Regions from separate parts of the Homo sapiens genome. Here region 2 is linked to region 1. The links are chromatin contacts, found by Hi-C in ENCODE. All regions are on one chromosome and are shown on one strand. Each heading gives the region's core, a stretch centred on a gene start or an enhancer-like site at or near the end of the contact. The rest is flanking DNA. Distances are from core to core; before and after follow the strand shown. Region 1 overlaps RAD51B (RAD51 paralog B). Region 2 overlaps RAD51B (RAD51 paralog B).

Evidence for each region. Hi-C counts contacts between places; a loop is a spot of excess contacts on that map. Pooled maps may share reads with other maps.
Region 2: a loop to region 1 is called in a map of GM12878, with 2.1 times the contacts of the local background. The contact joins two enhancer-like sites. A Hi-C loop is called at or near these places in 1 of 168 maps with a recorded cell type or tissue (GM12878), 10 of 37 single-sample maps with no recorded cell type and 6 of 50 pooled maps.

The regions. Positions count from the first base shown.
Region 1 is chr14:68,207,610-68,212,327 of GRCh38, reverse strand. All of the region lies in intron 7 of RAD51B (RAD51 paralog B), which reads right to left. Among named protein-coding and RNA genes, the nearest start is that of RAD51B, 390 kb to the right of the region's middle. RefSeq lists enhancers at 1,120-1,399, 1,570-1,769. Within about 2 kb of position 1,372, at least 16 of the 41 ENCODE cell types and tissues checked have a DNase peak (open chromatin) inside an H3K27ac peak, as active enhancers do.
Region 2 is chr14:68,082,917-68,087,086 of GRCh38, reverse strand. The region is part of intron 7 of RAD51B (RAD51 paralog B); the gene reads right to left. Among named protein-coding and RNA genes, the nearest start is that of RAD51B, 270 kb to the right of the region's middle. RefSeq lists an enhancer at 279-829. Within about 2 kb of position 2,651, at least 4 of the 41 ENCODE cell types and tissues checked have a DNase peak (open chromatin) inside an H3K27ac peak, as active enhancers do.

The DNA.
Region 1 (4,718 bases), core at 123-2,622:
TATCCTTTTTAGAGCGGGGTCTTAGGTCATACAGCATGTAAGTGGCTGACCTAGTATTCAAACCCAGTTCAATCAGATTCTAGAGCCAAACTTCCAACCAAGTGCCATATTATCTCCCTTTTTTACTAAATGGCACTATTTCATTGTATGAACTGTACAGCTTGGGTCCAGTCCCAGCCTTGCAGGCACAGAAATTTGACCTTGTCAGTATCCCAGAGTTGAATAGACTTAGGCATGATGCCTTCCCCTGACGAAGTTCACAACAAACTGGTGGAGCAAACGAGAATGCCAATGTGTTGATTTACAACAGTTATGTATCTGTCATACAGACCATAACAATCTGACCAGAGCATTTTTCCCTTTAGAGGGTTCTACTTACAGAGGCAAACTGTAAACACAAGACATCATAATAGGAGGCATTTGCTATAGAACTTGAATGTTAAATTGAATTTCCAACAAAGAAGGACTTGCCAGTGACACTGAAACTTTGAAGACTACCAACATTCACATTTCTATGGACAGTTACTGTGGGTACAGGGCACAACCAGTGTTTGCCTCTGGGTGCTTCTGATGTCGACCAACCCCCTTTCTGACACACTGGTGCATTACTTACGTCTAGGCCAGTCTTTGGCCTAGAGACAATGACTTTCCTTAGGTGACTTTCCACAACTATGCTCTGATATCTGATGGTTTTATATATTAATTTATTTCCCAACCAAGTTGTTGAGTAACCTTCCCCACCATATCTAGTCTACAATCTATAATATAATTCACTCTGGCCTAAGGCCTTTAATTCATTTAAGAAAGCTAGGAGCTCTCCTACTTTCTTATGTTTTATTTTTCTTTTTTCCCCCTTAAAGCCATGTATACCATATTCAGTTGGCAACACAAAAGAGGTGCTACAATAGTGAAGGTGGTACAAAAACAGGACCTGAGATGTTCTTTTCATTCTTCTATCTTCTCCAAACATTGGTTTCAATGGGGAAAGCGGGTGGAGGGAGGGCAATGTGATTAGAGAGATTCTTGCAGGCAGGGAGCAAGGCCCTTGAACTAAAAGTGGAAGTAGCCTTATATTCAGATAAATCAGTCACTAGGCACTGGGTGGGGAGGGGAAAGGGTCACAAAGAATGTTCTGAGCTAGGCCACTTAATGATTTTAGACATGCCTACCTAGGAAATGCACCATGTGGCAATGCTCTTGTTCTGACCACAGCACATTAGTCAGAGAAACATCCTCAGAGAGAAGATCAAGGAAGACAAGGCACATGTTTGAGTGTGGGAACACAACTGACACTAAGTGAAGCTTGACAACCTGAAAATGAAAGTGACTGGAAATGAAGTGAAACCATTCTGTTAGTAAAGAATGGAATGCGAAAATGAAATGAACATTTTAAATAGAGCACACTGCCCTTCATTTTACTTGGTGACTCAGCCTGGGAGTTTCTGTAATACATACAGAATTCTGTTTGGTGAAGTGACCTACTTGCTCTTTGTGGGCGACCATATCGTGAACAGCTGGGGAGTAACTCACTCCACGTCAACATGATACTGATCACAAGCGCATTTCCTTGCTTTTGCAGAGTGCAATGGAGATTTCAAAGCACTTCTTCCCAAGTATTTTCTCCTTTAATTCTCACACAAACTCTGTGAGATTGTTGTCCATTTTGTTACAGGTAAGAAAACTATTTTAAGTTCAGTGTTTTTTCCATGATACTACAGCAGTGGCAGTTACTACTAGAGCTCATGCAGAATTCACTGAAGGCCACCAAGACACAAGACACACACAATGGTCATTCCATCACCCTTAAGTAACCTAAGGCCTGGTCATGTATATACATAGAATGGTATGTTACCATCCCTAATATCTTTAAGATCAAACCCACATGTACAAGAACATTTTTAAGGTAGTCCTATCTATTTGGCTCCAGAGTATTTGAATACTGCAATATAAATACTGATCACCTTTATTTGCTTCAGGCATGGTGTATAAAAATTGTCATCCCATTGAATAAATCCCTTGTTACCTGGTCTCAACGTTCCTAACTATAGAACTATTCTAAAGATATTCCTGGCTGGGTGCGGTGGCTCACACCTGTAATCCTAGCACTTTGGGAGGCTGAGGCAGGTGATTACCTCAGGTCAGGAGTTAGAGACCAGCCTGGCCAACATGGTGAAATCCTGTCTCTACTAAAAATACAAAAATTAGCTGGGCATGGTGGCGTACGCCTGTTGTCCTAGCTCCTCAGGAGGCTGAGGCAGGAAAATCACTTGAACCCGGGTGGCGGAGGTTGCAGTGAGCTGAGATGGCGCCACTGCACTCCAGCCTGGGTGACAGAGTAAGACTCTGTCTCAAAAAAAAAAAAAAAAGGTATTCCTAGAGTATGTTTCGCTCAGACTAATACAGCCTGATGAAATTCCAGTGCCAAATAAGGAAAAAGATCGTGTGCTCATGGAGGAATATTACTGCCTGGCAAGAAGCTTCCTTTAATACCACTTAAAAAGATTAGCAGGAGGAAGAAAATCACGATTACAATAAAAGAATTATCACTAAAATTTCTCAGTGCAATTCCTTTCTTTGATGCCTAAACACAGGACCTTCTATTCTAGCAAGATGGTAGTTAAGGCATGTGTATCCGAAGGGCAGGAGATCCCTAAGTGGGTACAGAATATCTTACAATCATCTTCCCAAAAGTAGATTAAAAGTGGACTGGTGCATTTTTCAGATCTAAATATTCTCCTTTCTCTTCGCCCTCACTTCTGCTCTTTTAAATGTTGGAAAAAAAAATGAACAAGGCAACAAAGAAAATTTTAAAATGCTCATGGAAAAACTCATCTTCTAGAAGGGAATCTTAGTGGGAGGGACAATTCCTCTCAGAGAGTTATCAGTGAAGCTGTGAAAATATGAGGCCCTGGAAGCCAGAGGTGTCACCCAACAAGGCTGCAGCAAGGACAATTAGCAATGGCTGCTGTGCCCTCTGTCACTGCCTCAACTTAGAAAGGATGTCTTTGTCAGCCTCAGGATACTTAGCATGGTGCCTACCTCACAGAGAGTTCTATAAATAATTGCTGAGTGAAATCAGATGAAATGGAAACAGTTTCAACATGTCCCAAAAGTATTAGATACTTGAGTGCTAGAGTGGAATTGTTCTCTATTGGAAGAAAAGAAAAAAATATACCATTTTGAGTTGCAAGTCTTCAAGTCTTGCAATGTGAAGGATGACAAAATCTTCCTGATCTCCAAACTGGGTCACCTATCATGAAAGAGGAAAGCACTTCTGCAAAGTGCTACACCCTAGAAAACATCTTAAACCACTCAACAAAACAAGATTTCACCTCAAGGGAAGACTATCGAAGATCTCCACAGATTCCATTCAATTCAGTAAAGATTTCACTTTCAGATTGCCCATAGAGGTTGCCTGTGGGTGCTGGCTACTCAACTGCTGCTGAGCACAGTGCAACTCTATCATAATGCAGCTTGTCATCCCACAGATGTAATATCCACTAGGGTATAATATATAACCCCAATGAGTTTTACTGTTGAATAGAGATGCTGTAATGTATGGTGCAGCCACAGACCTGCATGGAGGGTCAGTTAACCTGAGTTCAAGCTCTATCATTTTCCAGCTGTGTCCAGCATGGACACATTTTATCTCTCTGAGCCTTGGTGTTTTCCTGTGGAAAGCAAGGGGCTTAAAGCAGATAACCTCAAAGATCCTCTCTAGCTTCTAACATTTGTAATATTCCATGACTCTGTGAAGAAAAGCAACTAAAATTAAACCCTTTATTGTTTATATACTGCATAGAAAACAAGTTGATACATCAGAAGGTCACACGGACATGATCCTGTTAGAAAAACCAGCCCTTTCTGTGGCTGAAAGGAATGAGAATATCTTGGCTTTCAAAGTGGGCAAAGATTTGGTTTGGACTTCTCTCCAAAAGAAAGCATGTCTCAGCAGTCAAAATGATGCCAGTAGCCACAGGCTGGGTCATTGCTTTTAGTGAGGCCCAGCAGGCACAACACAACTTTCTTAATTACCATTACTATAACCTTTACCACACCTTGTTTTTCTTGGGGACTCTCTTGGTCAGGTAATCTGGGTTAGATCCAACCCAATTTATAAAATTTGAGGCTTTTCCCACTGTAGGTAAGATTACATGCTATTTTAAGAAACCTCTTGGGGGATGAGGAAATATGTTGTTTTTTTTTTTAAATATTATACTGTATATCGATTCCAAATGCTAGCTGAACTTTTAAAGAAAAACATGAGTTTCCCTAAAAATAGCCTGTCTACAATGCCTCTTAGACTTGGGCACTTTATACACACAGTATAACTTGCTTAGCCTGCAGTTAGAAATAAAATAATATTTAGTGAACACATTTAAAAGGTTAAGAAAAGCTAAATGTAAATGTCCCCAAAACATTAAACATTAATTAACGTGAGCTGACTTGTTATTTAAAAGTTATATTCTCAAAAAAAAAATCTCAAATGAGTTCCTAAATCCAGATTTAAAAACCTTTGGTAACCAAATATCAAATCCAAAGGCCCAGTCTCGGTCTTCAATTTTCCTTGACTATTCTGCAGTATTGGACTGCTGGAATTCTTTCTAATCCTGACCACCATGACTCTACCTAGTACTGGCTCCCCTGCTTCTTTGACTTCACTCTCTACATCTCTTTCCCCAGGCTATTCTTAATTTATCTCCTTCTCCTACCATAAC
Region 2 (4,170 bases), core at 1,402-3,901, 130 kb after region 1:
CTTGGCTCACTGCAACCTCCACCACCTGGGTTCCAGTGGTTCTCCTGCCTCAGCCTCCCGAGTAGCTGAGATTACAGGCATGCACCACCACACCCAGCTAATTTTGTATTTTTAGTAGAGATGAGGTTTCATCATGTTGGTCAGGCTGGTCTCGAACTCCTGACCTCAGGTGATCCACCCACCTTGGCCTCCCAAAGTGCTGGGATGACAGTCATGAGCCACCGCGCCTGGCCCCAGGCATCTTTTAATGCCTGCCATTCTGAACTTTCAGGAAACCCCAGAAGTATTATTCCCTCAAGAAGCCCCCAATATTAGAAATTAATCCTAACAGAATATGCCTTTCTCATCACCAATAACATCCCTTGACTTTGGAGGGTATCCATCCTAAGATTAATTCTCCCTGTGCTTTGGATTCATCCCATCTCAAGTTGCCCCATTTTCTCCACTCTCGTATCAACCTCTATCCTTGACTCCTTATCAGCATTTAAATATACTCAAGCCCACATGCCCTCCCTGCATCCCATACAGAAAGGGGGCAGGGAAGTGATGGGAAGGGGAGCGCGTGGTCCCTGGCGAGGGCTCTACCCCCAGACCTGGGCCCACAGGCCTAGGTGAGTATAGGCACTTCTGCCTTGGTGCCCAAATGTTGTATTTCCCAATACAGCCCTGGCCCATCACGCCCCCCATCCTGTGCCTATAAAAACCCCGAGACCCTAGCAGGCGGACACATGGTGGCTGGACGTTGAGAGGAGCACACGAGCCGAGGAACACACGGGCAGCTGGACAGCGAGAGGAACGCACTAATAGGCACCAGCACACCGGCAAGCCAACAACGCGGAGTTTGGCTGGGGCAGTCGTTGGAGAGCCCCGGCCTCTGGGCGGCCCAACTCCAGGGGAAAAACTTCCCACTCCATTCCCCTTCTGGCTTCCCCCATCTGCTGAGAGCTACCTCCACTCAAAACCTTGCGCTCATTCTCCAAGCCCACGAGTGATTCAATTATTCCATTACACCAAGGCAAGAACTCCAGGATACAGAAAGCCCTCTGTCCTTGAGATAAGGAAGGGAGTCTAACTGAGCTAACAGAAGCCGCCTACAGACGGCAAAACTAAAAGAGCACTCTGTGACACACGCCCACTGGGGCTTCAGCTGTAAACATTCACCCCTAGACGCTGCCATGGGGTCAGAGCCCTACAGCCTGCCCATCTAGCCTCCCCTAGAGGTTTGAGCAGCAGGACACTGAAGAAGCGAGCCACTCCCCACTGTGGCACGCCCTGCAAGGGGGACAAGGGAACTTTTCCCATTTCAATACCACCTTCACATACCATCTTCAGTCTCTTCTTTGTAGCCAGAATGCATGAAAGTATGACCTCCCACCTCCCATGATCCTATCCAATCACCTCCCACTTAACTCTTTAACCAAATTTACTGAACTCCTGAAACTACCAGACTACCAAAAAGGCTTCTAAAAGGCCACTGATGCTTTTTAGTTACAAAATCCAATGGCTTTTTTAATTTAAACAATCTTTTTGTATTTTACTTGAACTCTTAGCTGAATTCAGAACCATAAAACACTCCCTTCTTTTTCAAACTCTCTCTTCCTTTGGCTTCCTTAACTATACACTCCTGATTTTCCTCATACTTCTCCAGTCCCTCCTCTCTTCAGTCCCTTGAAAAAGCTGCTCATAAGGTTGCTATACTAGGCCCTCTTCTCTATGCATTCTCCTTGGATAATGTTATCTACTTCCTTGATTTCAATTAAACTAGCTATATACCCTGAAGAACACCCAATCTATACATCCAGCCTAAATCTCTCTGTGTCTCTAGAAATGCAGACACTGTCTAAAGAACAGGAGGTACAATAAGGAACAAAACAGACACAATCCATTTATTTCCCAAGTTCACTGTCTAACTCTTCCTTGTGGATGTCTCAAAGGCAGCTCCAATTGGAAATGTCAAAAGCTGAAGTCAATTATCTGCTCCTATTCCAAAAGAAAGGACAGTTTTTCCTACTCTAGTCCTCATCTTAATGAAAGCCTGGAAATTATTCTTGACGCCTTCCTTTCTCCAGTTAATCACCAAATCCTAATGTTTTACCTTCTAAATATCTCTGTATAAAATTTCTTATAATTCCACTGTCACTACCAAAACCCAGGCAACCATCATTTCTCACCAATGTTATAGCTAGCAGCTTCTTAACTGGTCTACCATCAGACTTATTATCCACGGATTTTTTTTAACATACTGCCATAAGACACACACAGCAGCGTACAAGTCATCAGTATTGAGGCAGGCATATATATAGCAGGGGTTCAATATATTTTTGTTGAATGAATGAATCAATCAACCAACCAACCAATCCAGACTCCAAGGGTTACCTTTGCTGTTTCTTCAAAAATTTCCCCCAAATTGAGCAGTGGTCTTTGGAAAACAAAATATTACCCCAACATTTATGCCTTTGTTTTGCTCTGCTCCTCATGATTACAAATATTGGGGAAGTGCATCAGACTGATGAAAGCTGTTCAGGATCCATATTTAAACTCCAGTTGTGTAGGACCACCATGTATGTCCACAGCAGTTGTTCTGAACTGGGGACAATTTTGTCCCCCAAGGGAGTGCTGCTACTGGCATCTAGTGGGTAGAAGTCAGAGATGCTGCTAAATATCCTACAATGTACAGAACAGCCCCCAGTGACAAGGAATTATCTAGTACAAAATGTCCATAGTGCCCCAGAGGTCTATAGTTTCAAAAACAAGGCACTACCAAAAGCACTATTTCAAAATGTCACAGGATTAGGATGTTACAACAAGACAATAAACCTGTTAACTTCCTCTGTAAAATGAGATATGACACTTTCCATTTTCTAGGGTAAAAGTTAATGGGTTTCTCAGATTTTAAAAAACAGAGATAAAGTTTAAATAATGCCTTAGTGTTCCAACTTTAGGAATTTAAAAAATATTTACAACAAGTTCTAATAAGATTTATTAATTTCTTTACTGAAGGCTTCATTTTCTGCTCACTCCCAACAAAAATAAACACAATACTAAAATACCCCAACATGCACACACGTACACACTCAATGTCTTATCATTGCTTCTTACAGCTTTGGGAAACAAAAAGATTGTTTCTTTCTCACGTTCCCTCTCTGTCTTTTTCACTCTCTTTATTTAACCAACCATAATGTTGGTTATCGAGTTGTAGAGTAAGTTAATATAGTTCATAATGTAGTTATGGAGTAAGTTTTATTGTCGCTTGTACTTGTTAATGTGTTCCCATTCTCAAGATAAAAAATAAATAAGCAGAACTCTTCATGTTTCTCTCAGAAAACAAAAAAAATGCCAAAAACCTAAATTAATATGATTTACTTGCATGAATGGCAACTTACTTTTTTTCTATCAAGAAATATGAAATATTCTCCATTTTTATCTTTAATAAGTAACCACCAAACCAATGCTAATATATATCAGTTCTAATGGCTTTTTTCTACTAATTTTCTTTCCTAGATATCACGTTTTTAAGTATTGTACAATTTTCTGCACAACATCAGAGTAGGCTAAGAAACCAGCAGTTATGATACAACGAGCGCAAAATTTAGGGGAAAAGAATACTCCAGTGATCGAGTATCAAAACCTCCATTGCTTGCTGTGACAATATTCCTTTTTTGTGCTCCAGGCAATATCATCAAGATTTAGAGTAATCTGACATAAGTCAACAAACCTACTCAATGACTTTGTTGTGTGATTATTGCATCCAGTTACTACCTTCAGAGTTTGTGATCATTAAATGTACCAGCTGTGTCCTAAACGGAATTATCTGATACAGGCTGAAATTATATAGAAAGACCCTAAAATCAAAAAGTAAAACTGCTTTCATAATCTCTACTCCTCTCACTCTAAGATCTTAGGTGGTTCCCATTTTTTTAACCTCACTTTATTAAAAGATACCGTTTTCATGAACGCTATTTGAATCTCACCAAATAAAGTTTGTCTCTTCTAATTGAAACATAGGATATGTCACAATAACTGAAATCACAGGTTAAAAGTTGAAACTCTCTAGTCTGACAGTAAGAGTTGTGATCCAGCATATATGTACAGCATAAGAATTCCAATATATAGGTTTTACCTTAGGAGAGTGTCCTGGGGAAAGAGACTATTATTAGACAGTTCAGCAGT